2 separate regions of the Homo sapiens genome follow, and region 1 is linked to region 2. Evidence: read pairs that join two places in POLR2A ChIA-PET (ENCODE). Cell type or tissue: IMR-90. All regions are shown on one strand. Links, peaks and the distances in the headings refer to the core of each region. The heading gives the core; the rest is flanking DNA. Region 1 overlaps CYP20A1 (cytochrome P450 family 20 subfamily A member 1). Region 2 overlaps RAPH1 (Ras association (RalGDS/AF-6) and pleckstrin homology domains 1).

Region 1 (15,855 bases), core at 2,905-10,904, 160 kb before region 2:
AAAAGGAAGAAAATGATGAGTTTAAACATAAATTAGCTTTCTTTGTTGTTGGTTACTAACTTTGAAGGTTTTCTTCATATAGTAACATTGCACAGAATTATTTTTTTAAAGTTCAGTCTCCACTAATGCTTGTATTCTAAAATTATTTTGTTTTTTTCTCTAAGCCCTCATGCAACTGGAGTCTGTTTTAAGGAACATCATAAAAGAACGAAAAGGAAGGAACTTCAGTCAACATATTTTCATTGACTCCTTAGTACAAGGGAACCTTAATGACCAACAGGTGATATAATTGTTAAATGTTTATCAGGTAAAAAAATAAGCCAGAGCCAGGCACAATGGCTCATGACTGTAGTCCCAGCTACTTGAGAGGGTGAGGTGGGAGGATCACTTGAACCCAAGAGATCAAGGCCAACTTGGGCAATATAGCAAGACGCCATCTATAAAAAATAATGATAATCACACATATATACAGTGTGCTTTTCATTCACTTTAATCCAGATACCCTCCTAGAGTTCAGTGGCTTAAGAGAAGCATCATACATGTTTTTTTGGGTTTTTTGTTGTTGTTGTTGTTTTGAGATGGAGTCTCGCTATGTCGCCCGGCTGGAGTGCAGTGGCACGATCTCTGCTCACTGCAACCTCCACCTCCTGGGTTCAAGCGATTCTCCTGCCTCAGCCTCCCAAGTAGCTGGGACTACAGACGCGCACCACCACGCCCAGATAATTTTTCTGTATTTTTAGTAGAGACGGAGTTTCACCTTGTTGGCCAGGATGGTCTCTATCTCTTTCACATCATGATCCACCCGCCTTGGCCTCCCAAAGTGCTGGGATTACAGGTGTGAGCCACTGCACCCAGCTGCATCGTACATCTTTTATTGTACATCATTGGTAGTACAAGTACTTGGTCTCTATTATTTAGCTCTTTGAGGCAGCTGTATATTATTTAATATTATTAAATTGAGCCAAAATTCTTGAATTACAAAAGAGGAGAAGGACTTGTGTTAGGTGTATTAGACTAAATCACTTTGCCTGCTTGACCAGGTGTGGCAGTGTGGCTTGTTGACAATACTGCCAACATACCACTGCATTTGTGGTATTGTCAGGCCAGTGAGGTGAGTTGTTATTGCCACACCTCTTCATTGTAGGAATCTTCTGCCTCACTATACACATGCAAGTCCTTGTAGCCAGAAGTAGTTTGATATATGTTGGTGCAGAAATTGAATTTGGCTTCCAGGACAGGGATGAGATCTTCTGTCCTATTTCTGAGGCTTCATTGCTGTTTACTAGGCTAAGCCAGAAAAATAGGACCGAGTTTGTTTACCAAAGTAGATCATGAACCAGTAATACTCACAACAAATACCCTGATTTGATCATTACATGTTGTATACATGTACCGAAAATCACTTGTACTCCCAAAATACATACAACTATAGTTCATCAATTTTAAAAATATTTTTAAAAAGCAGTGTGGTATTTAGGTTGGTATTCACATTATACAGATTTGGTTTTTTGTTTTAGTGAAAACATCAAAATGAAATAATATACTTTTTTTTTCATTGACACTAATTTTATGCTGTAGATTATTTTAGCAGGGCCTAATATAGGCTACCTTACATTTTTCACACTTTCTAAACTTAGTTTTGTTTCCTAGATCCTAGAAGACAGTATGATATTTTCTCTGGCCAGTTGCATAATAACTGCAAAATGTAAGTATAAATTGATTTCTTTTTCAGAGGAATTACTAAATATATAGGCTGAGCACAGTGGCTCACACCTGTAATCCCAACACTTGGGGAGGCTGAGGTGGGAGATTGCTTGAGGCCAGGAGTTGGAGGCCAGCTCAGAAAACAGAGACCCTCTCTACAAAAAAAATAAGTTAACTGAGCATGATGGCCCGTGCCTGTAGTCTCAGCTGCTCAAGAGGATGAATCACGAGGATGGAGGCTACAGTGAACTGTGATTGTGCACTCCAGCCTGAAAACAGAGTGAGACCCTGTCTCAAAAAAAACAAGGCCAGGCATGGCAACTCACACCTGTAATCCCAGCACTTTTTGGGAGGCCAGGGCAGGAGGATCACTTGAGCCCAGGAGTTCGAGACCAGTCTGGGCAACATAGTGAGACCTCGTCTCTGCTAAAAATAACAATTAGCTGGGTGTGGTGGCGCATGCCTGTGGTTGCAGCCACTCGGGAAGCTGAGGCAGGATCATCACTTGAGCCCAAGAGATTGAAGCTGCAGTGAGTGATGGTCACACTATTGCATTCCAGCCTGGGCAACAGAGCAAGACTGTCTCAAAACAAACAAACAAAAATAAAACACTGTTTAGAGGACTTCTTTATAATTTTTCCCTCTTTTTTAGTCTTGTTTTAAAGGGCTGACTCACATAAGTGCTTTTTTTCTTAACCCCAAGTGCTTAAAGCCACCTCTGAAAATTGCCATAAATTTCTTGACACATTTTATGGATTGTGAATTCTTGTTAGTGCCTTTAAAATGAACTGCTGTTGACACCTTTCCAACCAAAACAGTGAGCTTTTCATTTCCTGCTGCTGCTTTCCACTTTGACTCCAAGCTAGTCTGCTATTACTAAGGTCTACCAACAAGAGTATATAGGCCACAGAAATCACGATTTAAAAGAACTCCTCTCGTTGGAATTGAAGGTGATTTTTATGTAAAATTGTAAAATATTTGATATGTTTCTAAGTTTCCTCACTTGGTTTTTAGATTGGTGGAGTACCATTTATTTATACAGTATTTATAAAAAATACTTCAATAGGCATAAAAATACACTAAGATAAAAATACTTAAAGGAAGTATTAGGGGACCAGGCAAGGTGGCTCACAGCTATAATGCCAGCACTCTGGGAGGCCGAGGTGGATGAATCACTGGAGCCCAGAAATTTGGGACCAGCCTGGGCAACACAGCGGAAACCCATCTCTATAAAAAATTCAAAAATTAGCCAGGCCTGGTGGCACACACTTGTAATCCCAGTTATGTAAGGAAGGCTAAGGTGGGAGGATCACCTAAGCCCAGGAGGTTGAGGTTGCAGTGAGCCATGATTGCACCACTGGACTGCAGCCTGGGTGACAGAGTGAGACCCTGTCAAAAAACAAAAGGAGGCCAGGCATGGTGACTCATGCCTGTAATCCCAGCACTATGGGAGGCTGAGGTGGGCAGATCACAAGGTCAGGAGTTCGAGACCAGCCTGACCAACATGGTGAAACCCTGTCTCTACTAAAAATACAAAAATTAGCCAAGTGTGGGGGCACATGCCTGTAATCTCAGCTACTGAGGAGGCTGAGGCAAAAGAATCGCTTGAACCCCAGAGGCAGAGGTTACAGTGAGCTGAGATCGCACCACTGCACTCCAGCCTGGGTGACAGAGCGACACTCTGTCTCAAAAAAAAACAAAAAACAAAAGGAAGTATTAGGACATGAATTTAAATTTTAGAAAATTTGTGTTCACTTGAAGGATTTCATTTATATCCCTCAATGTTTAAGGAAGCTTTCTTTAAAAGGATACAAATGTAAACGTCCCATAAATTTTTCTTCTTTAACATATAGAAATGTCCAGATACTATAGATGACTAAATTGAATTTAGGTAAGCATATGTCAAAAATAATGTATTCAACCTTTTTTTTTTTTTTTTTTTGAGACGGAGTTTTGCTCTTGTCACCCAGGCTGTAGTGCAATTGCGCGATTTCAGGTCACTGCAACCTCCACCTCCTCGATTCAAGTGATTCTCCTGCCTTAGCCCCCTGAGTAGCTGGGATTACAGGCGCCTGCAACTATGCTTGGCTAATTTTTGTATTTTAAGTAGAGACCATGTTGGCCAAGCTGGTCTTGAACTGACCTCAGGTGCTCCACCTGCCTCGGCCTCCCAAGGTGCTAGGATTACAGTCGTGAGCCACCACGTCCTGCCTTATTCAACCTTTTTTTAAAAATGCCTATTTGTTTGGTCCAGTGGTGCACACTTGTCCCAGCTACGTTGGAGGCTGAGGTGGGAGGATTGCGTGAGCCCCAGGAGTTTGCCTAACTTGGGCAATAAAACAAGACCCCAGCTTAAAAAAAATTAGTATAAAAATAGATTTAAAATCCTTGTTTTTAAAACGCATTACATTAAACCTAATATGTCTTTGCTAAAGACCTTTAAAAATCTAAATCACTTGTGCTCCGGACACCAAGAAAAGTGACTATTTCCAAGGTTGAATTAATATTTTAATCTTATTTTCAGTTTTTAGGGAGATTTTAGGAGTATTGCTATGTATTTGGATGTAGGTTAGTGGTTTTTTAAGTCTCCTCCGAAGTTTTTGAGAGAGTAGATAAATAAGAAACCTTAATAAGTCCTTACTCTGCCCCTTATTAGCCTTGGGCAAGATACTTATCTCTGCATTTTCCTCCTTTTCTAAAATAGGAGTTTAGCTCCAGATGACCTTCCAAGTTATCTCTAAGCTATGAAATTGTGTCTGATTCAGTATTGTATTTAAAACACATTAAGTGGCTTAAAATCACATTTTAAAGCTATTTTCAGTCATCATTTTTAAGAGTCCTACAAAGGAACCAGTGTGACAGGCTGGGCAATATAGTGGGACACAATCTCTACAAAAAAAATAATAAATTGTAGTTAGCTGTGCATGGTGGCATGTGCCTGTAGTCCCAGCTACTTGGGAAGCTGAGGTGGGAGGATCAATTTAGCCAGGAGATCAAGGCCTCAAGTGAGCTGTGATCACTACCACTGCACTCCAGCCTGGGTGACAGAGTGTGACCCTATCTAAAAAAAAACCCACAAACCAAAAGTCAATGTGAGAATTTTTTTTTTTTTTTTTTTTTTTGAGGCAGAGTCTCACTCTGTCGCCCAGGCTGGAGTGCAGTGGTGCAATCTCGGCTCACTGCAACCTCCACCTCCCAAGTTCAAGCGATTCTCCTGCCTCAGCCTCCCAAGTAGCTGGGACTACAGGCGCCCACTACCACACCTGGCTAATTTTTTGTATTTTTAGTAGAGACGAGGTTTCACTGTGTTGGCCAGGCTGATCTCGAACTCCTGACCTCGTGATCTGCCCGCCTTGGCCTCCCAAAGTGCTGAGATTACAGGCGTGAGCCACCACACCCAGCCAATGTGAGATTATTAAATTCATATTGTTATATTAATTTTTTTTTTTTTTTTTGAGACTGAGTCTTGCTCTGTCACCAGGCTGGAGTGCAGTGGCGCCATCTCGGCTCACTGCAACCTCTGCCTCCCGGGTTCAAGCAATTCTCCTGCCTCAGCCTTCCAAGTAGCTGGGACTAGAGGCGCGTGCCACCATGCCCAGCTAATTTTTGTATTTTTAGTAGAGACAGGGTTTCACCATGTTGGCCAGGATGGTCTCGTTCTCTTGACCTTGTGATCTGCCCGCCTCGGCCTCCCAAAGTGCTGGGATTACAGGTGTGAGCCACTGCATCCGGCCTGTTATATTAATTTTAAGTGATAATATAGTCAAGCAGAGTACAGGATTGACCACTGTGTGCAAATCTTTGTGGTGACTCCTTCAGTTGTATATTACTCTATGTTGTAAAATTGTGTGACATACATATTGTACACTGCACAAGTTTTCACATCACTTGTAAAATAGCAATTCTACAGTTCACTCAGAAGCCATAATGAAGAGGCATATGTAGGGAAAAGTTAAGGACAGGCAGTCACTCATGTTTTTTGTGAACTCTAGATATAAGAAAACTAATCAGAGTAATTGAGTACCAGGTTACTACTGATTTTAATGGTAACAATATTGGTAATAAGGTGAATCAGGCAAACTTTTTTTTATAAATTAACTTTGAGATAAGTTTAAGTTAACCCTTAGCGCAGGAAAGAGATCATTGGTAAGTAAAGTACAAGTTACTAGAAGGATATTAAAAAGTATTTGACACAGGAACAATAGAGCTACAGATGGTGTCAGCTCAAACATATTCTAGGGAAAGAGGTAGTATATATGTTCAGAAGTTTCCATTCTTTTAATAGTTATAATCCCAGTGTATTACTAAAGGAAATATAACTACTCTTTTTCCTCTGTTTTTTTCTCAACATGTAATTTCTTTACATTTTCATTTCTTCTGGTTTTTTTCTCAACATGTAATTTCTTTACATTTTCATTTCCTCAGTGAATACAATCCATAAACCAGTTTAAGCTAAAGTAAGCCATGAGCCAGTGATCTTCCCATTTTGGCGTTGAGATAAATTCGATATTCCATTTGTTAAAAGTACAGATGTTTGGACATTACCACAAACCTACTGAACCAGAATTTGTGAATGTGAGGTTATAGCATCAGCCATCTCCCAGGTGGTTTTTGAGAACCACTGCTTTTTTTTTTTTTTTTTTTTTTTTTTGAGACAGGATCTCACTTGATTGCCCAGGGTGGAGTGCAGTGGCACGGTCACAGCTCACTGCAGCCTCAACCTCCTGGGCTCAAGTGATCATCCCATCTCAGTCTCCCAAGTAGCTGGGACTATAGGCACACACCACCACACCCAGCTGATTTTTGAGTTTTTTGTAGAGATGGGGTTTTGCCATGTTGCCCAGACTAGTCTTGAACTCCTGAGCCTACGCAATCCCCCAGCTTCAGATTCCCTCCCAAAGTGATCCCCTCCGTGTGATCCCCTCCCGAAGTGCTGGGGTTACAGGTGTGAGCCACCACGTCTGGTTGAGAACTGTTCTAAGCAATAACCACTCACAAATTTTGAGCCAGTGTATTTACCATCACAAGTAAATATTTTAGAATATTGATTTATCGATAAATCTGCTAGCTTGATTTGTCTGAATTATTTCATTAGTGCTCCTAAGTGAACTGATAAATCGGCCTAATAAGGTTGAGTGCATGAGATAATCCATTGCAACAGCCAACATTGAGCACTCCTACAGATATGATATTTATTTATTATCATAACTATTTTACCTAAGGTAAAATTAAGTGGCTCCAGTTACTTACCAGTTTTAAGAAAGAAGGCATCCAGATTGCACTATGTCTGTTGGAGGGCATTCTGTAAATATTGATGTTCCATATAATATAAACCCTGTGAAGAATTTTACTTTTTAGTAGCACTTATATATCTTCTATATCATGGGAGAAAAAAAGCAAATACAAAAATCCCACCCTAAATAAGTAGTTTTTTTCTTATTCTATACCCAAGCCATGAGTTAGCTATTTTCATTGTTATTCATATAATGTTTGACCTAGTGTGTACCTGGGCAATCTGTTTTTTAACCACCTCTGAAGAAGTTCAAAAAAAATTATATGAAGAGATAAACCAAGTTTTTGGAAATGGTCCTGTTACTCCAGAGAAAATTGAGCAGCTCAGGTAAGAACACAATAAAAAGAGGAGATTATTAAAAGGTAAATTTGAACTGGTTTATCTAATTTAAAGCTATTGTTGCTATCTAGGAAAGCTACATATTTTTATAGGACTTAAAGTATTTATATGTAGATTTTATTAGGTAAATGAATCTGCTTTTTAAAATCATAAGGTTGTGTGGGAAATGTTTAACTTAGCCTGTGAAATAGTACTAATGAAGTCAAGCAAGTATGACACTCATACTTTGTTGATGGTCATAAAAAATAGACAGCCACATTAGATAATAATATAGTAGGCTTGACCGGGCGTGGTGGCTCACACCTGTAATCCCAGCACTTTGGGAGGCCAAGGTAAGTGGATCACTTAAGCCTAGTAGTTCAAGGCCAGCTTGGGCAACACGGAAATGCAAAATATTGGCCAGATGTGCTGGGACGTGCCTGTAGTCCAAGCTACTCAGGAGGCTTAGGTGGGAGGATCACCTCAGCTCAGGAGGTCGAGGCTACAGTGATTGCATCACTGCACTCCAGCCTGGGTTACAGAGCAAGACCCTGTCTCAAAAGAAAAGAAAACAATAGAAAACAATATGATAGGCTCTTAAAAAGTTCAACATACACTTATATGACCCAGCAGTTCCACTCCTTGGAATTTCATTCAAGATAAATGAAAACATGACTACACAAAGTCCTGTTTGCATATATTCATAGCAAATTGGAAGTAGTTCAAATGTTCAACTGGTAAATAGATAAACAAATTGTGGTATTACCATACCATAGAATACTACCAAGTAATAAAAAGGAACACCGTATCAATACACACAACAACACAGATGAATCTTAGTGATTTAAGGGAAAGAAGTGAAACATAAAATACTGGCTACTATATGATTTCCTTTGTGTGAAATTCTAGAAAAGGCAAACTGTGGTGATAAAAAGCATACTGTTGGAGGCTAGGAATGGGGATCAACTACAAAGGGGCATGAAGAAAATGAAACTATCATATATTACTTGTGGTTGTAGTTACGCAATTGTATACAATTACTAAAATTCAAACCGTACAGGTAAAATGGGTTAATTTTATTGCATATAACTATACCTTAATTTAATTTTTTTTTAATTGCAACTGTGATTGCTTCTGGGTTAGAAGTCTGAGACTGGGTAGCAAGCAACCCTATCTTGGAGCATAAAATCAACTATAGAAAAGATAGAGTGGCTGGGCGCAGTGGCCCACACCTGTAATCCCACCAATTTGGGAGGCCAAGGTAAGAGGATCACCTGAGCCCAGGAGTGCAAGACCAGCCAGAGCAACATGGCAAAACCCTATCTCTAAAAAAAAAATACAAAAAATTAGCCAGGGATGGTGGTGCATGGCTGTAGTCCTAGCTACTCAGGAGGCTGATATAGGAGAATCACCTGAGCCCAGGAAGTCCAGGCTGGAGTGAGCTACGATCACACCACTACACTCCATCCTGGTGACAGTGAGACCCTATCTCAAAAAAAAAAAAAAAAAAAAAAAAGAAAAGATAACCACTGGAAAGAACTAGGAGGCTTTTAAATGTTGGAAGTTTTATTTATTACATTGACTGTAACTATTATTTTAAAAGTAATACTAGTTGTCTTTTGAAGTTTTTATCATACCGAAGTGTATGAAGTAGAAGGTGAGGTTCCTTTGTAAATGTGCCCTTAAGCCCGTAACAGTTGGGCTAGGCGCAGTGACTCATGCTTATAATCCCAATAATTTGGGAGGCTGAGGCTGGAGGATTGCTTGAGCCCAGGAGTTTGAGACCATTCACGGCAACATAGTGGGAGCCTGTCTCTACAAAATATTTAAAAATTAGCCAGACATAAAGGCATGTGCCTATGGTTACAACTACTAGGGAGGCTGAGGTGGGAGGATCACTTGGGCCTGGGAGGTTGAGGCTGCAGCATGATAGAGTGTCACTGCACTCCAGCCTGGGCAACAGAGCAAGAACCTATCTCTTAAAAATAAGTAAATAAATAATTTTTAAAAGTTTAAGCTCTAATATAGCTTATGAAGCATTTCAAAAGCTGGGCCTTGTGTACTCCCACCTTATCCTCACTTGTGCCTCTTCATAGCTTTCAGTTTAGCTCTACTCAAAGTCTTTAGTTTCTTATCTCCTGTCCTGGCTTTTGCACAAACTACTCCTCTGTATAGATTCTCTTTTCGTCTCTTCTTTAGTTAAGTCCGGGTTTTGGTTTTTGGTTTTGGGGTGGAGTGTTTTTTTATCGTCGGTGGTGGTTTGAGTTTTTCTTTTCTTTTTTTTTTAATGTTGTTGTTGTTGTTTGCAGGTTTCAGCCTGTGTTTATTTCTCTCTCTCTTTTTTTTTTTTTTTTTTTTTTCAGATGCAGTCCCTTTCTGTCACCCAGGCAGGATTGCAGTGGCGCAATCTCAGCTCACTGCACCCTCCACCTCCTGGGTTCAAACGATTCTCATGCCGCAGCTTTCCAAGTAGTTGGAATTACAGGCATGCACCACCACACCTAGCTATTTTTTGTATTTTTAGTAGACACAGGGTTTTACCATGTTGGCCAGGCTGGTCTCGAACTCCTGGCCTCAAGTGATCCACCCGCCTCTGGCTCCCAAAATGCTGGGATTACAGACATGTGCCACCACGCCCAGCCCAGCCTGTGTTTATTTCTCTACAAAGCCCTTTCCCTAGAGTAGCTGCTCCTACCTTATATTCCAGTAATACCCTGAACTTCCTTTATAACATGTGCTATACTTAATTGTTCATCCTTTATGTCCTATCCAATCTGCCTCCCCACTGCCAACTAGATTCTGAACCCCTTTGATGATGTATCTCTTGTTTATTGTTGTAGCTCAGTATCTAGCACAGTGCTTCACATGCAGCAGGTACGCAATAAATATTTATACAGAGGAAAGGAAGGAAGAATGTTTCCCCTTTTGATTTTGTTGTTTTTGATGTTACAAACAATTAACACTTCTGTGCTTACATCTTTACTAATATTTCCAAATATTTCTGTATAATAAGGTCCTAGAAGTGAGCTTCTAGTTGAAGGATGTATGCAGTAGGACAGTGGTTAAGATTTGAATCCTGTGACACACAACTTACCTGCTGTGTGATCTTAAATAACTGCCTCTGATTTTAATCTGTAAAATTAGAATAATAATAGTACCCATGGGTTTCTTGTAAGGATTCGATAAGATCCTGTATATAGAGCATTTAAGTGAACTGACTCATAGCAAGATTGCAATACATTTTAGTTTTTATTCTCGTTGTGATGTACACTTAAGAGTTTGATATATATTGCCAAATTATGCTTCTGAAAGGTTTTACCAGTTTATACTTCCACCAATTGGATATGAGAATGTCTTTTTCTCCATCTTTTTCTAGTAATATCTGCTCTCATTCTTTTTCATCTTTGTCAATCTGGCAAGTAAAAAAAATGCTATGATTGGCAATCTTTAAGTTGTTAATTAAGTTGAGTATCATTTCATATGTCTTCAGGCCATTTGTAAGTTTTTGTGAATTGCTTTTTGTATTCTCCGTCCCTGTTTCTATGGGATTGTTGGATTATTTTAATTACTTTTAAAGAGGTTTTATACATGAAAGATATATTTACTGAAAATATTTTTCCTAGTTATCTTTAGAAATATGTAAACAAAATGTTTCTCTAGTTAGGTTATGTATATTTTTCTTTATAATTTTCTGTCAGCTTCGTGCTAAAAATAAACTTTTTAAAAATTGTAGAAACATTATTTTGAGTTTTCTTCTGGTACTTTTAAAAGTGTTTTTATTTGTTGAAATCTTTATCTACCTAGAGTTATATACAGATTTATAACAAATCTTATAAAAATGTATTTATTTTAAAATTTATAAAATTGTTAATCTTTATGTACTTCTAATATATAACATATCTTTAAGCAGATAAGAATTATGATGGGACTATTTCAAGTTGGGAATGTTTGAGCAGTTGTTGAAGAACGTTTTTTAAATGTATGTACATTTCTAACTGCCTCCCAAAATAAACATCTTCAAAAAAAATTTTTTTAAAACAGATATTGTCAGCATGTGCTTTGTGAAACTGTTCGAACTGCCAAACTGACTCCAGTTTCTGCCCAGCTTCAAGATATTGAAGGAAAAATTGACCGATTTATTATTCCTAGAGAGGTAGAAAACCTTTAATATGTTTAATTCATTCAGCTATTCTCAACTCTTTTGGTGTGTGTGTGTGTATATATATATATATTTTAGACAGAGGTTTGCTCTTGTCACCCAGGCTGGAGTGCAATGGCGCGATCTTGGCTCACTGCAACCTCCACCTCCCAGGTTCAAGGGATTCTCCTGTCTCAGCCTCCCGAGTAGCGGGGATTACAGGCGCCCGCCACCATGGCCAGCTAATTTTTGTATTTTTAGTAGAGACGGGGTTTCACCATCTTGGCCAAGCTGGTCTTGAACTCCTGACCTCAGGTGATCTGCCAACCTTGGCCTCCCAAAGTGCTGGGATTACACACATGAGCCACTGCACCCAGCCTGGTGTGTATTTTAAATTTGTTTAAAGTGGCAAATAAATGCTACCCATTATTAAATAAAAGACACAATTATTTTAGTTACAAAATAATATGTGCTTGTTTTAAAGTTCAAGCAATATAAAAGTCTTCCTTCCCAAAAGGTACTACTGTTAGCAGTTTAGTATGTATTTTTATAGACCTATTTCTGTGTATGTATATTACTCTGTGTATATATGTATAGAAACACACATATACATATGTATTAAACAATTTATATGTGAAAAGTTACTCTTTCTATATTGTTCTTTAATTTTCTTTTATTGAATGTATCATGGCTATTAGTATACCTAGCACTTGATACAGATTTGACTCATTATTATTAATGGCTGCATAATATTCCATTGTGTGAATGTACCATGATTTATTTTTTAATTTAATTTTTTGAGACAGAGTATCACTCTGTCACCCATCCTGGAGTGCAGTTGTGCAATCTTGGCTCACTGCAACCTCCGCCTCCCGAGTTCAAGTGATTCTCCTGCCTCAGCCTCCTGAGTAGCTGGGATTACAGGCTTGTGCCACAAGGCCTGGCTGATTTTTATATTTTTAGTAGAGATGGGGTTTCACCATGTTGGCCAGGCTGGTCTCGAACTCTTGGCCTCAAGTGATCCACCTGCCTCCACCTCTCAACATGCTGGGATTACAGGCATGAGCCACCATGCCCATCTAGCATAATTTATTTAAGCAGCCCCCGCTAGTGGAAATTATGATTGACATTATTTTTTTTAATTATATACTGGTACAGGTGTTGAGTAGAGTCTGAGACACGGAGTTTTTGTGTCAAAGTCCATGTATATGTTCAGTTATTATTATTTTTAGACAGGGTCTTGCTCTGTTACCTAGGCTGGAGTGCAGTGGTGTGATTGCAGCCTCGACCTCCCAGGCTTAAGTGATCCTGCCACCTCAGCTTCCCAAGTAGCTGGACTAAATTTTTTTATTTTTTATAAAGACAGAGTCTCACTATGTTGTCCAGGCTGATATGGAACTCCTGGGCTCAAGTGATCCTCCTACCTCAGCCTCCCAAAGTGGTGAGATTATAGGCATTAGCCACTGCACTGGGCCATGTGTACGTTAAATTTAAAATGTTCTCTAAAAGGCATTTTATACTTCTAGCAACAATGTATGAGAATGTTTTTTCTTTCCAAATCCTCACTGCCTCTGAATTTGAGTCTTATGTATATTTTATGAATCTTGCTTTTCTCTGATCATTGGAGAGATAGAACAAATTTTCATACATATATTAACAGTTTGTGTTTTTCTTTTGTTAATTCTGTCTTTATAACTTTCACTCATTTTTCTAGTGAGCTTATATATATTTGTATATTATACAAATTCTGTCAATTATATAGCAAATAACTTTTACTGTTGCTTACATTTTTTTTTGTTATTGTTTTTTAACTGGATGCAGATTTTTTTTTTATACTTTAAGTTTTAGGGTACATGTGTACAACGTGCAGGTTTGTTACATATGTATACATGTGCCATGTTGGTGTGCTGCACCCATTAACTCGACATTTAACATTAGGTATATCTCCTAATGCTATCCCTCCCCGCTCCCTCCACGCCACAACAGGCCCCGGTGTGTGATGTTCCCCTTCTTGTGTCCATGTGTTCTCATTGTTCACTTCCCACCTATGAGTGAGAACATGCGGTGTTTGGTTTTTTGTCCTTGCGATAGTTTGCTGAGAATGATGGTTTCCAGCTTCATCCATGTCCCTACAAAGGACATGAACTCTGGATGCAGATTTTAAATTTTCATGTAGTTAAGTCTGTTATTCCTTTATGGTTTCTAGATTTTGTGACATGCTTAGGGAGGCCTTCCTCATTGTAAGATCACCAAAATAATCACTTGTGGTTTCTTGCATTATTTTTAAATTATTATTTTGTATTCAATATCTATATTAAAAGAAGTTTGGAATAAGTTGACTTTCTAGGAGTCATTTTATCTCTGTTAGTCCTTGACTAATTGGATTTTTTTTTTTCACAGACCCTCGTCCTTTATGCCCTTGGTGTGGTACTTCAGGATCCTAATACTTGGCCATCTCCACACAAGTATGAAATATTTGTCATTGTATTTGTGACTGTCAGTTTTTGTGTTTGCACGTTTTGCATTCCTTTCCTAACTGTTGAGTAGAAAACTCAATATGTAGCAATGATACAACAAAAGAAAACTAGTGAATCCCCTTTTCTTCTCTTTCTTTTGAGACAGGGTCTCACTCTGTCATCCAGGCTGGAATGTAATAGTGCAATCACTTCTCACTGCAGCTTCGACCTCTCTGACTCAAGCCATCCTTCTGCGTCAGCCACCTAAGTAGCTAGGACCACAGGCGCGTGCTGCCACGCCTGGTTCATTTTTGTACTTTTTGTACAGATGGGGTTTCACCATGTTGCCCAGGCTGGTCTTGAACTCCTGAGCTCAAGCCATCCTCCCACCTCTGCCTCCCAAAGTGGTGGGATTACAGGCATGAACCACCAAGCCTGACCTGCATCCCCATTATATCTTCTGTTGACTGCTTTTTCTCTTATGTGAATCTGCTATTTGCTACTCTTTGTCTCTTTTATTACCACTTTTATACTAAGTGAAAAGTAATTAACATCTGTTTTAAGAAAATTAAAGCAGGCCGGGCACCGTGGCTCATGCCTGTAATCCCAGCACTTTGGGAGGCTGAGGCGGGCGGATCACAAGGTCATGAGTTCAAGACCAGCCTGGCTAACATAGCGAAACCCTGTCTCTAATAAAAATACAAAAATTAGCTGGGCATGGTGGCGCATGCCTGTAATGCCAGCTACTCGGGAGGCTGAGGCAGGAGAATCACTTGAACCTGGGAGGCAGAGGTTGCAGTGAGCCAAGATCATGCCATTGCACTCCAGCCTGGGCAACAAGAGCAAGACACAAGACTCCGTCTCAAAAAAAATTTTTAAAAAAGCAGAATTTCTCTCTCTTTTTTTTTTTTTTTTTGAGATGGAGTCTCGCTCTGTCGCCCAGGCTGGAGTGCAGTGGTATGATCTAGTGTCACTGCAAGCTCCGCCTCCCAGGTTCAAATAATTCTCCTGCCTCAGCCGCCTCAGTAGCTGGGACTACAGGCACCCGCCACCACGCCCAGCTAATTTTGTGTAGTTTTAGTAGAGACAGGGTTTCACCATGTTAGCCAGGATGGTCTCGATCTCCTGACCTCATGATCCACCCGCCTCAGCCTCCCAAAGTGCAGGATTACAGCCACTGCGCCCGGCCTCTTTTTTTTTTTTTTCCCCAGTGCATTTTTCTGTTCTTTATTGCTTCTCTTTTTGCTTTTTTTAAATTTATTTTTTATTTCAATAGGTTTTTGGGGAACAGGTGGTATTTCTTTGGTGGTGATTTCTGAGATTTTGGTGCAACCGTCACCCAAGCAGTGTACACTGTACCCAATGTGTAGTCTTCTATCCCTCATCGCCCCACCGTTTCCCCCAAGTCCCTAAAGTCCATTGTATCATTCTTATGTCTTTACGTCCTCATACCTTAGCTCCCAAGAATTTCCCTTTTTTAAAAATTCAGAGTTTAAGTCGTTTAAAAATACTTGTTTTTGCAAGGAATTTTTTTGTTCTGTGGTACGTGGGTTATTTGTTTTGTTTTTAATATATGCATTTCTTCAATGACTTTACAGAGTGAAATTCTATAGAACAAAAAATGTTTCTTAGGCCCTTCATTTCCCTGACTTTATTTTTTATTTTTATTGTTTCTTTAGGGACAGAGACAGGGTCATGCTCTGTCACCCAGGCTGGAGTGCAGTGATGTAAACACAGGCTCACTGCAGCCTCAACCTCCTGGGCTCAAGTAATGCTCCTACCTCACCCTCCAGAGTAACTGGAACTATAGGTATACGCTACCATGCCTGGCTAATTTTTTTTAATTTTTAATTTATTTTTATTTTTATTTTTTTCGAGACAGAATCTCGCTCTATTGCCAGGCTGGTCTTGGAATAAGCAAGACGCCAACTATGAAAAATAATGGG
Region 2 (15,855 bases), core at 4,482-12,481:
ACTCAAACATTACCCAAATTTCTGTGCATGCTTAAATTAACAATGCAGATGTGTTAAAGATCACTTCATAAATATCAAACACAAAACTTGGTGAACAATTTGAAAGACCTAAAAATTAATGGTATATATTCTTATTGCTCCATAACCACATGAACATAACCGAACAATATTCTGGAGATGTAGCAATGGAGAGGTGCTGTTCACTCTCTGTTTACGATGCGGTTTTCGTGGAGTGTGGGTTATGCAAGACCTTGAGTATACTGTACTAATTAAGCACTTTTGCTCATTCTAGAATTATTTACCATCTCTTCCCCCACTTTACTGGCATCACTTTTTCCTTGTGGGACAATGTCAACTGATTTCTGCAGTTTGCATTGGTAATCATTAACAATAGGCACAGACTTTCATTACAAGATGTGCTCCCCTTATAAGTGCTGGGATGGCCCATTTTTATTCTCTTGTTTAGGAGCTGCTCTGAGATTGTTTTATTCCTAATAGTCCAATTTATCATAAGTTGATGAGAGTACTTATTTCTCTCATGTACCAAGGAAAATTCACAGAAAAAAGCATATAGAAGTATAGTGTGTCGTTAGAGCACTGACTCCACGTTATACCAAACTGCACACGCATAAAACGTAATGTCAGTTACTGGACTTGGACTGTCCCACTCCATCAGAACACCTAGTAACCTGAACTAATCACAACCAGGCTGCAGTCAGCAAGGGTCCTGGTAGCCCCAGTAGCTATAAATGAAACTGTCTTCCCTCTCCATGTAGTCCCATACTTAATGAGCTTTTTGTATTACATATTATAACCCATATACAACCAGATTAATGACACCTGTACAGGGGCCAGTTCTGTTCTCTCATCACCCTTCCCTTCTATAGAGCAATGCTCAAAAAATGCATTTTAGAAAATGATTTTGTTTTTCATAATGCACCATATTGGGGCACAGGATGTGTATATTTCATATACCAATTGTCTACAGATATGTAATAACACCTACCTAAAGCACATATTTTAAGAAGGTAACTGGTGACCCAAAGACATACTGGGACAGAACATTACAGAGATAACTGTGTTATCCATCCTCTTAAAATCAATCAAAGTGAGGATCATGAAGCCAAGTTGATAAAGCTTCATAAAACAGTACTAAAAAGGAACTATCCAGAATTATAGCACTAATTATCCATGTATTGTAGGCAAAGAGCTTATCTGTCAGCACATCCTAAATGTGGGTGGATCACTGCAGCAGTACTGCAGCTAGAACAGCTGAGTTAATTACGCCATGTATTTACTTTCTATGCACAACCACATACAGATGATGTCTGTGAACATTTCCCCATCCTGCACTAGTTACCCGTTCTATGAAGCTGAGAGATTTTCCTGATTTAAAGTGCCCCTTCATGTATAGCAATGAAGTGTCAGTCAAGCAATTCTAACTTCAGCCAACTGGGGAAAAACAAACACAAAAGCCTTATAGATACACCAAACATTCTGGTGATTTTTCTCAACCAGAAATAGCACATTCTACATCTATTCCTTAGTTATATAATACACAACATGCACGAATAGGCTACACATGGACAGACACTTATAAATACCTTCTAAATAAGTGATTAGAAGTTTTTGGTCCAATCCACATGATATAGAAATCTTAAGAGACAACACACATCCCCTTCTATGCCTCTTCCACCCAAAATACAGAACACCCATTTTCAGATTAGGAGAGAAAAGGAATAAATAGAATAACTCTCAGCTCTCTCTCTATATACACATACACATACATATATGTATACATATATACACACACTGTACAGCTGTGTGTACATGCACGTGTACACACACACATACACATATAGCTGGACACTACCTGAATAACATCATACCAGGAGGCTCTGAACACCTGAATTCACAGATGATCAGGTGAGCTGATTGTAGCAGTGATTACAGATATCATGAAAATAAAGTCCTATGGTGGCTACCAGTCTCTGGAGAGCTTGGTGTTCTGGTCTCTTTTGGGGGGAGCAGGAGGGGGTCCTCTCCGCAACGTTGCATAGCCTGATATATGACTGCCTCCGTAACCAGCCTTCTGTTGATCAGACAGCAGTTCAGGGGGTGGTGGAGGCAATGCCATATCATCCATGGTGGCTGTTGGTTCTGCTCTGGACATGCGGGAGGAGAGTGAGCCGTGCCGAGTGATGGACTTTCGTTGCAGTGTCCTGTTGAGGTCAGCCAGGAATCCAGGCTGGACACTAAGGCTGGATTTGGGAGAGGTGGGCACTTGTGGCACAACTGTGGCCATTGTTGGCTGCTCAGAAATCTCAGCTTGAGTGAGGCGGGTGCTATCATTCCGTTTGGGTCGTGTGGGTGGAGGGGCCTTCTTCACTGACATTTTAGACCATTGTTGTGGTTGAGGATTAACGACTGCCACTTTTGGAGAGGTGTTTCCCGAGAAAACTGCTGGAATCTCAATGGGGGGCAGAGGAAGCTCTGTTTCAGGTGGAGGGGGTGGAAAATCAGAATCGGATGGAGGAGAAGGAAATTCCACCACGGAGTCCTTTCCACGCCCACTCAGAACAGGGGCTTTTGCTGACACACACCCTTGTTGGAGAACTCCAGGAAGGTTGACTCCAGAAAGATTGAGTTTTCCAGGCTTGGGGGGTGCTGCAGGAGGTGGTAGGGTCTCCTTGCTGGGAGACCCTGATTCTGCTGGCGGTGTAAACTTGCTGACTAGACTGTCCACCGAGGGTCTCTTGGGCTCGGGGTGCTCTGCACCACTGCTGGATTTAATGCTGGAGTTGCGCTGTGGGGTTGGGGGTGGTTTCTTTCCCCCAGGGCTGGACGTCTTACTGGTCTTTTTGCCTGGAGATCCACTTTTGTCAGGGGTAGGAGAAGCTGTGGGTGGAGGTGGTGGTGGTGGGGCTGGGACAGGTGATGGGGGTGGAGGAGGAAACACCAGGCTGCTTTCAGGAGGGGGAGGAGGGAAGTCCGGAGAAGGGACTGGGATGGAGCTGGGCTGCCACTTGGGCTTTGCTTTTACTGCAGGAGGGGACTGTGGAGCTACATTTGCTGGGACAGGCTTTAAGGGCTGAGATTCCATGGCAGGGGGAGTTGGAGGGGGTGGAAACTGGCTGGCTATCTGCTTCACGACCGAGGGCACCGGTGACAGTGGAGAGGGAGGGGGTTTTGCACAGAAGCTCTGTTGCTTGGGTAATGTTGGCGGGGGTACTGGAACAGGAGGGGTAGGGGGAGAGGGTGGAATGTAAGAAGCAGGGAAAGCTGGCTGCTTTTTTGCTGGGGGCACTGGAGGAGTAGGTGTGGGTGGTGCAGCTTGAGTCACAACAGGTGCCACAGTCTTGGTGCTGGTTGGTGCGGGGATGGTCACAAGGGGTTTTGGGGGAGCTTGGGGAGGGAGGGGTGCAGGGATAGGAGGAGGTGGGGGGGGTGTTGGGGGAGCCACCTGAGTAATATGCTGAACTTGATGGATCTTCAGTGGAGGAGGCGGGGCACTGAACTGTGGAAGGGATGGGGCACACGGTGCAGGCTTTAGCTGGGCCATGGCAGAGCCTGGGGTTGGGGGTGGAGGAGGGGGAGGGGGTGGTGGAACAACTCCATTGGGGGGTACCAGGATCTGAGGCTTCACTGACTGTGACTGCATCACTGGGGGTGTTGGCGGCTTAAACAGGGCCCCTGAATGCTGAGACGCATTCTGTAGCCGTGTTATTGTGCTGTACTTGACGAACATTGGGGCTGCTGAGCCTGCAGAAGGTGCAGACTGGCTGGGGAGTGGGGGAGGAGGGGGTGGTGGAGGGGGTGGTGGAGGAGGAGGTGGGGGTGGCGGAGGAGGTAGAGGTGGTGAAGGCTGTGAAGCAGTGTAGGGGGTGACTATCTTAGGTTGCGGGGATAAAGGGGGCACAAGTGAAGTGTAGGGCCGATTCATAGACTCCATTCTGGCCTAAAAGGAGTATAAAAAGGGAGTGGGAGAGAGAAAAACACAACAAACAAAACAGTTACAGAGGTAAGCTTTGATTGTGTAAAACTAAAAAGCAGGGAGTCTGGGACATGCATGAAAAGGATGCAGAAGTTGGTGGTGATCATAAAGATGGACAATGTCAGGAAGGCTAAAATCTGATTGTGCGGGCAAGAAGGAAACAGAAAACTTGTTTTACCCCACAGTAAAATAGCTAGACCATCTAACAATCTAGGAAAAATGTCCGGCTGCAAAAGCTGTTTGAATGGTGACAGGATGCATGACTTCTGACCTTGGCTGTATGACTTTGACACAGCCTGCCCTACATGGAACCCTCTGTGGCGGTCCTCTGAGCACTGGACTTCCAAGGGGAGATGTGATGGCTCCAGTTTACCTTTCAGTCCATGACTGCATCCACATCAAGCAGATGCTATAACTGGGTTTAGGAGGGCTTCCTGGTGGAATGAGGATGGCTTTTTGATGCTAGTAAGCTGACACAGGAGAGTATGAGAATGTTGAGCAGGCGTGCACAGTCACACAGGAATGAATAAGCTTGACACACACACTCGTGTTGGTGTGAGACAATTGCATCCAACATGCACAGAAGTCCAGCAATGCAGGTAAAGGGGGGACATTCTTTACATTTGTTTTACTGGAAAATACATAAAGAAATGCTTTGTAAACATTATAGCAAAAGACTGTAAAAATATCATACAGAAAAAGCCAGAAGAAATTAAGAGGAAGCTCTGGAAGGCTAGAATAAAGAAAATGTATCAAGAAATGGCAGCTAGCATTTGCCAACAACCAACCCATCTGGGTAGCTGAAATGATCACATCTGGTAGTTTATTTCGTGGAGCTAATCATGCACGATGGTGGTTCAGGTACTTTGAAAAGAGGAAAGGAAGGACCCTTGTTTTAAAAACTTTAGGTACATCTTTTAGGCTCTTTGAACAAACTTTGAGGATCCAAGATAAACCATTTGTTTTCAATTTTGAATGACATCGAGAATGCATGGGTTAGTGAACTAGAAGGCTCATTATAGGGCTGAATTCTAATAGCCATCCGGACATTCACATGTTTCTTTTAAAATTACACAAAAAGATTAGTCTGTGAGATTGGGATACAGGCGTCACCGAGGTTAATGTGTTTCCAGAGAACAACCCCTGACCTTAACTTGACCCTGTCTTGGCTGCTTCAGGGGCGCAGGCCTTAGCTGTGCTGGCCTTCTCATTTGGCACCTGAGACTGAGGTAACAGGAGAAGAAATACAGAGTGATCAAGCCTTAAAGCATTACTGCTGACAGCAGGGTTCCTACTCTTCTGAAACTCTGTGCAATAACGGACTTTGCTGCTTAATCACAGAACATTTTGGGTCTGTGATTTTGTTTTCCTTGGCCTTACACATAACTAGGTTCTATAACTTAAAATGCACACGGATCTCACCATTAGTAATTTGGTAAGGCAAAGGGGTTTTTCTTTAGCCATCCGAATTCTGTAAACCAACTTCTTTAGTACATTTTTAAAATACTAGCTCCATCCAAATTGATTAAATGGGGGAAGGGAGAGAGAAATTATTTCTTAAAAGTTTGAGTCTCTAATAAGGGAGTTAAACTCAGTGTTTTGAGAATTTAGATCGTTAGAACCAATTCTCAAATGCTCATTTCTGAAGGAAAGGGCTTCAGCCCCACATGGTGCTACTAAGGCCTTCTCTTCCCTGCGGGAGCCCAGTTAGTGAACCACATATACGAATGAAGGAATAAAAGGAAAAATGTCCATTTATTCTCATTCGTGAATGTACCTGTATAAGTGATTCAGACCAAAAGCACCCCCCACCAAAAAATTAAATAAATAAATAAAAACAATTATTAGTAAAAATAAAATAGTTGAGCCCAGGGTGCCACTGGTTCCTCAATGATGGAGTGACCTCTTGCATATTGAAATGGTGACTACAGCCAGGACACATCCTTGCCTACACAACTACAGATGATGTCTGATAGAAGGCCATGATGTCTTTCAAATGAACTGAAGAACCTCTCTATTTTCCTAATTATAGTCTTGCAATAACTATACTCATCCTTCAGTCTCACTGCACAATATACTATGCAAGGCTCAGGAATCCAAAACTTTTAAGGGAAATGATTTTAATTTAGTCTTCCACATAAAGTATAATTTGAAAAAATTCATCAATGCCCAAAGAAATGGCAAAAGCATTAAAAAAAAAAAAGGTAAGGAATGAGTCTGAATAAATTAACCAATAAAGAAATAACTGGACTGAATATGGTGGCTCATGCCTGTAATCCCAGGACTTTGGAAAGCCGAGGCAGGAGGATCGCTTGAGGCCAGGAGTTCGAGACCAGCCCAGGCAAAATAGCCAGACCTTGTCTCTACCAAAAAATAAAAAACTAGCCAGGCATGGTGGTGTGCACCTGTAGTCCCAACTACTCAGGCAACTACTCGGGAGGCTGAGGTGAGCAAGCAGGCTGAGGTGGGAGGATCATTTGAGCCCAGGAGGCTTAAGTGAGCCCTGATAACACCACTGCATTCCAGCCTGGGTGACGGGAAAGGGAGAGGGAGAGGGAGAGGAGGGGATGGGGAGAAGGAAGGAAAGGAAGGGAAGGAAGGGAGAGAAGGAAGGGGAGGGAGGGAGGGAAGTGAGGGGAGGGAGGAAAGGAGGGAAGGAAGGAAGAAAAGAATAAAAAAGAAGAGAAAAAAAGAGAGAGAGAGGCTGGGCACGGTGGCTCTCGCCTGTAATCCCAGCACTCTGGGAGGCTGAGGCAGGTGGATCTCGAAGTCAAGAGGTTGAAACCATCCTAGACAACAGGGTGAAACCCTGTCTCTACTAAAAATACAAAAATTAGCTGGGCGTGGTAGCATGTGCCTATAATCCCAGCTACTCGGGAGGCTGAGGCAGGAGAATCGTTTGAACCCGGGAGGCGAAGGCTGCAGTGAGCTGAGATCACGCCACTGCACTCCAGCCTGGCGACAGACTGACACTCTGTCAAAAAAAAAAAAAAAAAAAAAGGAAGAAGAAAAAAAGACAGGAAAGAAGAGAGAGAACTGTAAACAGCTTCTCTAGAATTTAGGGCATTTGCAATAGATGGTGTTTTGCCATCCAAACTGCTTAAAGGTGGAAAGGAAGAAATTGTTATTTCTTAAAAATCTGAGCCACTGATGAAAGAATTAAACTGCCAGTTTTTTTTGTTTTTTTGAGATTTTAAGTCATTAGAGCCAATTTGTAAAATACTCATTTCCAAGGGGAAGTCAAATCAACAGGTCTCTCTGAACTGTCTTTACCCACTACAATTAGGAAGATTGAAAATTAATAAAGGAGACTGAAATAAGGCCAAATAAGATCCCCGATAAAGACATAAGAGAGCAACAATTTAAACCCAAAAGAATACCACAGAATTTTCAATGTAAATTAAAACGAAGCTGTTACCTTGCTGGACTCTTCCAACTGAGTGCCTCGTTTCCAGGCTTCAGAGAATACGGAGCTCACAATGCTCTGGGAACGGACGTGTCCTGCTGGCTGGGTGTCAGAAACTCCGCTATCAGACTGATTGGAGTGGTTTGACTGAGACTCTGTTTAAAATAGTTTTTTAAACATAGGTTTAAAAGAGTCAGTATTCTGACAATATTCATATGTATGTCTAGTTAGATCTTTTACACAAGGTCAAGTGCTGTGTACAACAGCACCAAGTTATTTTACTCATTTCATCATAAACACAGCCAGTATTTTCTACTAGAAAACTTCCCTTACCTTGGAATTAAGAAATCTCAGATTAGTGTTAAATATTTCACCATGAGAGACTGATAATTATAATAAATGATTCACATAACATTATTGGTATCCTGACACCCAGTCTTGCATGAAATCAACTCTAAACAATAAAAGAATTAATGAACCATCAGTAGAGGAGTCTCTCAATCATGTCTGCATTACATTGAGAATCAGCCTTTTTAATACCCCTGCCTTAAGGTCACGCCAGAATTGTAACTTAGGAATTCGGATCTATACACAATGATTATTTCCTTTTTTCTAGCAATGAGCAATACTTAGAATTTGACCCTCTAGTGCGAAGTGTGTTTCCTAGGGATTTAGGTATTGGACCCATAGGGTGGCAGCTGTGCTGTATCCTGGCCTGTCAGCAAGGCACAAAAAAGTTTTGAAAGGAGTGGGGCCTGGTGGGAATGGCTGTGAGCATACAGTGTCTCTTTGCCGCCTGAGCAAGGAGGCTGAGGTGGGAGGATCATTTGAGCCCAGGAGAGTTAAGTGAGCTATGATAACACCACTGCATTCCAGCCTGGGTGATGGGAGAGGAAGGAAGGAAAAGGAAGGGGAACCATGTTCTGGAAGGGTTGTTGGTTGGTTTTTTTTCCCCATTTTAATAAATATTTTCTTAGAATAGTTTTAAGATATCTACATATTAGATATTTGAATATTAGAACAGTTTTAGCACAGAATTCCTACATACCCGGCATCCAGTTTACCCATTTAGCAATATGTTTGGTTTTAAAGAAATTCTCCTTTGGGGAAAAAGTGTCCTCTTTTAATTTTATTCCCTTTTCCCCATTATTAACATGTTACATTACTATACTACATTTGTCACAACTAAGGAAATGTCCTGCTACTATTAACTACGCTCCACACTTTATTTGGATTTCACTAGTTTTTCCCTCATGTGCCTTTTCTGATCCAGGACACCACGTCACAGTTAGTCATCATGTCTCCTATAACGGCTTCTCAGAATTTCCTGTTTTTGATGACTTAGACAGTTTTGAGGAATAGTGGTCAGGTATCTTGTAGACTGTCTCTCAGTTTTGGTTTGTCTGATGCTTTTTCTCTTGATTAGTCTGTTTATGGAACTTGGGGAGGAAGATCATAGAGGAAAAAAGCCATTCTCACACACTATGTCAAAGGTCCCTATAACCAATGTGACTTAGATACTGACCTTGACCACATGGTTGTGGCAGTGTTTGTCAGGTTTCTCCACTGTGAAGTTACCCCTAATCCCCGTTCCATAATCACTGGAAGCAAGTCACTAAGCACAGTCCACACTTGAGGACTTAGGTAAGCTCTACTTCCTTCAGGACAAAGTGTCTTCATAAATCATTTAGAAATCTACACAGGACAGTTCTCTCCTCTTCCCCATTTATTTATTCAATGATTTATTTACATCAGTATAAACTCATGGATATTTATGTCCATGGGTTACAATCCTATACTATATTACTTATTGTATTGCTCAAATTGTTCCAGCTTTGACCTTTGGAGCTCTTTCAGACTGGCTCCTCTGTGTATCCCTTTGACATATTCTCATCTTGTGTTTTGTGAGACAGGGTCTCGTTCTGTTGCACAAGCTGGAGCACAGTGGTGTGATTATAGCTCACTGCAGCCTTGAACTTTTGGGCTCAAGCAATCCTCCTGCCTCAGCCTCCTGAGTTGCTAGGACTATGTGTACTACTAAGTCTGGCTAATTTAAAAAAAAAAAAAAAAAAAAGTTGTGGAGATGGGGTCTTGCTGTGCTGCCCAGGCTGGTTTTGAACTACTGGGCTCACGTGATCCCTTAACCTAGGCCTCCCAAAGCATTGGCATTACAGGCGTCAGCCACTGTGCCTGGCCCTACTGTCGTTTTTTAAGCATTCCCTTACTTTCTGGCATTACAAGATGCTCTAGGCTCATCTTGTATATATTCTCTGCTGCAGCCCTATAATTTGCCATTTCTTTGAGAGCCTTGGTTTTCTTTTCTTTCTTTTTTTTTTTTTTTTTTGAAGAATGGTATTAGAAACCATGATCTATTTAAGCAGCATCCTTGGCCAAAATTTAATAAAACGAAAAAACAAAAAGAAACCTCTATGATCTAGGGACTGGGTATTCTCATTGTTCCTGGGGTATCACTGCTTCTAGTCCTCAGTGGACAGCACTAGGAAATGTATGTGTATATACACATTCTAAATTTGTTTTTACTTAATAGAGATGAAATAGAGTCATGCAGCTTTTAAATATACTACTAAAGTTATTATTTCTTTCATCACATCCAATGCAAAAATTTAAAAATTCTGCTTTTAGATGACATGGATCTCATTCATGAAACATTTTGAATTGAAAGAAGATTTATGTTAAGATGTAATCATAGCATGCACTTGTTTAAAGGATATAGGAATCTGAAGGAGTGCAGCTTCTTCATGGTTTCTGAGTACAAAGATTCTTTCCAAGTAATGTTTTATCCCAAATTATGCATTAACAGTGTCCAGCAGTATGTATGTTTTGAATAAATTTTATAAATATAAATAACAAAACTGGCTTTAGAAATCTATATACTGATTTTTCATTTCAAATACATTTGTGAACTAGCCCATGATACTGTACCCTCTAGCAATTTTTAAAAAGGCATCTATTGATTATAATTTAGGAATTAAGTATGGCTCCGGTTTTTAAGAATCAAGTTGAAATTTCCAGGTCTACTATCAGTCTCTACAGAGACCTTCATATTAATCGCAAAATAGTGCTTTGAAGCATTTTGAACTACCTGGGATGCTGGAAGAACTGGATCCCGATTTAATGCTGGAGCTGGATAAGGAAGTCCAATCATAGGCTGACTCTGTCCTCTTCAAGGCTTCTTGGTAGTTCATATAGAGCTGCTTCCCATACTAAAGAGAAGACAGGAAATGGTGACATCTAAACTTTACTGAGTATGATACAGAAGGATAAGGTGAAATGGGGGACATATTTCTGTTTACTGATTGATGGTCTGTATTAAAATTAATACCTATGATAGTTCAAAAATTCCTCTAATACCATAAATTATAATCTATTCTTATTTCTCCTCATTTTTAGAGGGGCAGCAAGAAGTCAACACTTGATTCTGTTTGTTATAAACATTAATGTTTTTTCACCCCAAATTCTTGATCCAAGGGCAGCTTTTTAGCACTCTTCAGGATACTGCTCCAAATGTGGTTGGTAAATGATCATTACTTAAAGTAATTTAATTTTTCCAAAACTTACTTTGCTTAGGCTAAACTCTACTATTTAAGAATCATATAATGCATTCTCCAAAGCCAAAATAAATCACTTTGATACTACACAAGCTTTTACCAGCAATATTATTCCAAGTATACCAAATGTTAAAAGTTTATCCCTATAAACAAGGAAAAAAGACAACATTTAAAACTTGAAACTTAGGCCTGAAAAACGTAGGCACTGGCAAATCCATGAACATGAAATAGTCAGAATAGTTGTCATGAAAACGAAAACTATATCATCGACAAACACCTCATTATTCCATCATCAAATCAAAAGGAGACATGCCTTTGCAATGCGGATCCCATTGACCCACTGATGCAGTGTCCTCACATCATCACAACAAAGGTATTTGATATATTGAGATTTCTTCTGGATTTGTGGATGCTGCAAGATTAAAGACAAAATCCAACTAAGTCCCTTGGAGAACTAAAGAAAAACAAACTTTATCAAAGCTTAAACATATCCTGACAAGTTATAGGCCATTAGAGTAATGGCCAATACATTTATGCTTCTTATATGGCCATAAGGCCAAATAAAGTAGCCCATAAGAATTTTTACAAAGTAAATGAGAAAGAAACTTTTGTGAAATTTTAGATCAAGATATCCAAGTTAAAATAGATCTTCACATCTTGAGAAATTCCCAAACGTTCCTTCTACATTTCAAAGAAACAAAGTTCATCAAGGTTAACAGAGTCCATAGAATTCTCCATCTATAAGATTATGGAAAAGGAAGAGAATGTTTAATTTCACTTTCAACCCACTGAAATTATGGGTGCAGAAGACTCCAAATCAGAGAGGGACTTTGACAAAGCTTCAGTGTCTAGAGGTGAGGTGAATTACTGGGCTGGGTACACCAAGCCTATGGCACAGCACCTGGGACAAGAATCTACAGTCACACCTGTCACAGGGAAGTACAGCCCTGTAGGTCCCACTCTCTACCAAACTGCAGGGCTGCAGCACTTGCCTCCAGGGGACACATAGATGTCAACAGCATCTTCACATTTAGTTTTCACAACCCACTGTACTTTTCAGTTGAGGCTTGGATGAGAGGTGACTGACTGAACCTTGGCTACAAAATCCAGGTGTTAGGAATATGTTTAAGAAATTTTAACACCACTGAGCCTCAACCAGTAGGTCCTTGGAAAGAAAAGCCCTAAATCACACTTGTTCTGAATGTAATGACTTATGAACACCACATCTCTTTTCAACTATTCTGAAAACCAAAAAACTAATGGCTATAATTTGCCTGGAAAAAATTTTAAATTTGTGTTCAGTTATAAGAAAGAAAAAGGCCAGATATGGTGGCTCATGCCTGTAAACCCAGCACTTTGGGAGGCCGAGGCGGGTGGATCAAGGAGTCAGGAGTTCGAGACCAACCTGACCAACACGGTGAAACCCCGTCTCTATTAAAAATACAAAAATTAGTTGGACGTGGTGGTGCATGCCTGTAATCCCAGCTACTCAGGAGGCTGACACAGGAGAATCGCTTAAACCCAGGAGGCAGAGGTTGCAGTGAGCCAAGATCGTGCCACCGCACTCCAGCCTGGGTAACAGAGCGAGACTTCGTCTCCAAAAAAAAAAAAAAACAAAGAAAGAAAGAAAAAAAGCTTTAAAAGAATTTAGTTTTCCAAAATTCCCCAATCATAGTCATTTGTTGTGAAAATCCATGAGCTCAATAAAATAAGCAATTTAAATAAGTTTTCAATCCATCAAGAATAGATGGCCACCAACATAAGTTATGTATCTGCATTGTTAAAGATCAATCACTCTGGTCTACAATGAGGGAAAAAAAAAAGAAACCCATTAATTCTATTCTTTGCTTTTCAGAGCTCAGCTCCTATAACATTTAATACCAAAACCAATTTTCTTGTTGAAGGTTATAGTCAGTTTTAAACAATAAACCCTCAACAATAAGAGGTTAGCAAAATAATACCTAACAGTCTTCCCTCCTGATAATATAGGCCCTCTCTTGGAATATGCTCCTTGTCCACGGTAAATTACATTATAATAAACCATAATAGTGACCTTGAAAAAGCAAAGGAGGGCAGACAGAGAAGTATGTATTCTTCTATAAAAGGAGGAAGGGGGATTTTACCTCATTCATTCATTCAACAGATACTTATTGAGAACTATTTGCCAGGTGCTTCAGGTAGGTTTAGTGATGAGCAAAACAAAAGCCATAGTTTGTGCAGAAGATAAAATAGGCCAACTGAAAAGAGCTCTGTTAGTGTTGCCAGTGAGGGCTTAAGAGACTGTTCTGCTTCATGGAGGCACTGCCTGCAGGGCAAGGTTCAGAGATCTCAGCAAGCTGCTTTAGATGGCTCGCAACTGTATCACCACGCCCTCCCTTCATGGTGATTTGCAAACTTGACTGCATAGGTGTTCAACTGTAGCAGAAGCCCAAGTGTGCATGTGTGCTTCCATGCGTTCTGCACAAAAAGAGGGTTTTTTTTTTTTTTTAATCAAAACAACATCTGGGAAAATCAAAGAGAAATTATCCTCCACCCTGTTCTCCTCATCTCTCTAACCTGGGAATACAGATAATAACCTGAAGAGTACTATGGTATAAGTATGAGTCTTTTTAAGTCAAGTATCAGATTACTGCTAGTTTAAAATTCCTTTTAGAACCTCAAAACATTTTTTCATCCTCTCACATAATAAAGGCATTCATTACTTTCCTTATGGTCATCCAGGCTCTGTACAAGTACTTCTGCAGATTGTCTGTTCTGCTAATACATTATTTTATTAAAAGTGGCATTTATTGCACCCTTGCTATGTACTAGACACTATGTAAAATATTTCACATACTTCACATTTTTCATTAAATACTCACAAAACCTCTCTGAGTTACATATTATTATCTCCATGTTCCAAGAAGAAAGCAAGGCACAGAGTAAGGTTAAAACAGCGCTCAAAATTGCTTCCGATAAGTGAAAGGTAGTACTAGAATTTGAACCCATGCAATCTCATCCCAGAGTGCATGCTTTTAACTACTATTTCATACTACTGCCTTATTAAAATGTGCCCCTTTGAATCTGCTACCTCTGCTCCTTTTTTCCCCACAATATTATGCTGTCATTTTTAAAATTATACCAGGGTTAAGAGGAAGGCTGGAGGAAACATTCATTGCTAAAAACCAGAAGCTCCACATTTAGATTCTTAAGAGAGTCCAGAGAACATATAATGAAATTGCTCCCAAAACAGATGAATACCTATTAAGAAAGAAAGGTCAACATTTCATTTTTAAAATGACCCTGACAGGTTGAGTGCAGGCCCCTATGGCTATCTCCTCCTCCCCACTTCTTTCCTGGCAGAGCCTTACCTCTCACCTATATCCCACAGGGTGTGAATTCTGACTGGTGTAAGCCAACCATAGTAGTTTTATTCCCTTGTCAGTGATTGGCTTGTCAGCAGAAAATGTACTCTGGGCCAGTAACTCTCAAAAGGAGGGTGGTTGAGTAACTTCTGTGAAATAGTTCCTTCCTCTTATAAAAGACAAATACAGGGAGCAATAATCCCTCTTCTGCTGGCTGGATTTTTCTGGGTCTACATGTGATGCATAGAACTGCAGCAGCCATCTTGGGACTGTGAGGTGAATCAGCCTGAGAATAAGCTGATATGCGGGAAGTAGAACAAGGAAAGATGGAAAGAATTTGAGTTCTCACTGACAACCTTGAGCCACTGAAATAACCAACCAACTTTTACTGTTTTCATGTTATGAGAGTCCCCCAATAACTTTCTTTTACGTGGATTATGTCTACTGATATTGAAGGAGTTAAAAATGTACCACCCTGGCATATTGACTAAGTTAAAAGACACTTGAAAAACAGCAGGTACAGAAGATCACTCTGACCTTCATGCTATTTCTTAAAAGCCTTAGAAGATGAAATTACCATGCAAAAGATGCTTTCTCAATACTAGAAAGCGAAAATATCTTTCTCCTCAGGGATGAGAAGTTGAAACCAACAGAATTCTGTACAGACCTTGTTAAAATAACTCGTATCTTTAAGGCTTCACATATAATTTAGTTGCTTCTTCACAAATTATTCTTTGTCCAATCCAGTATACAAGTAATTATGCTTTTCTCCTGTTGATCTCTTATGTCAATTTAATTTGTGTGCCCAGCTAGGACCCTAAGAGTATGAAGTGAAGTTTTTCCACCCCAGCAATACTTACATTATAAATTAAAACTAAGAAAAAAATTAAACTACAAGAATACACAGGCCAGGCCAGGCACAGTAGCTCACGCCTATAATCCCAGCACTTCAGCAGACTGAGGCAGGCGGATCACTTGAGGCCAGTCTGACCAACATGGCAAAACCTCATCTGTCCTAAAAATACAAAAATTAACTGGGTGTGGTGGCATGTGGCTGTAGTCCCAGCTACTCGGGAAGCTAAGGCATGAGAACTACTTGAACCCGGGAGGCAGAGGTTGCAGTGAGCCGAGATCACATCAGCCAGGGAGACAGAGTGAGACTGTCTCAAAAATAAATAAATAAATAAATAGACAAACACACATTACACTAGCGTGAAGATACCATCACATGTCATATAACCTCTTAGAAAACTCCACTATACATATGTGAGAGAATGAAAGTTCAAGAGGCAAATAACATCTTAGCATTATTAAATAATTTTGACATCATGGTCTTAGGGACTGACTCTCAGGAGACTGTGGACCTCATTTTGAAAACTGCTGAATTAAGCTACTTTGTACTGACTTTTAAAAAACTATTTGCACCTAAAGGTACCTAAAATGATACAGTGGTGTTCCCCAAAAACACAATTATGTAATAAAAGGTTACCATTATGGCCAGGAGCAGTGGCTCTGCCTGTAATCCTAGCACTCTGGGAAGCC

The links. ChIA-PET counts read pairs that join two places held together with the same protein. Peaks named below come from ENCODE experiments on the same cell type or tissue, not always from the same donor. Only the 100,000 strongest peaks of a DNase experiment are listed, where the experiment ranks them.
Region 1: POLR2A ChIA-PET joins it to region 2 with 15 read pairs; 5 of 35 experiments call an interaction of 5 or more read pairs at or near these places.

The regions. Positions count from the first base shown.
Region 1 is chr2:203,278,409-203,294,263 of GRCh38, forward strand. CYP20A1 (cytochrome P450 family 20 subfamily A member 1) reads left to right here. Exons shown (of 13, transcript NM_177538.3): 7 at 165-280; 8 at 1,651-1,705; 9 at 7,204-7,324; 10 at 11,357-11,468; 11 at 13,854-13,918. Among named protein-coding and RNA genes, the nearest start is that of ABI2, 42 kb to the right of the region's middle. In IMR-90, for the core only: no CTCF peak of the experiment used is centred there; no DNase peak of the experiment used is centred there.
Region 2 is chr2:203,437,456-203,453,310 of GRCh38, forward strand. RAPH1 (Ras association (RalGDS/AF-6) and pleckstrin homology domains 1) reads right to left here. Exons shown (of 14, transcript NM_213589.3): 11 at 11,283-11,381; 12 at 10,504-10,624; 13 at 7,413-7,555; 14 at 1-3,958. The coding sequence ends at 1,982. Among named protein-coding and RNA genes, the nearest start is that of RAPH1, 90 kb to the right of the region's middle. In IMR-90, for the core only: no CTCF peak of the experiment used is centred there; a DNase peak (open chromatin) is centred at 8,696; H3K27ac peaks cover 190 bases.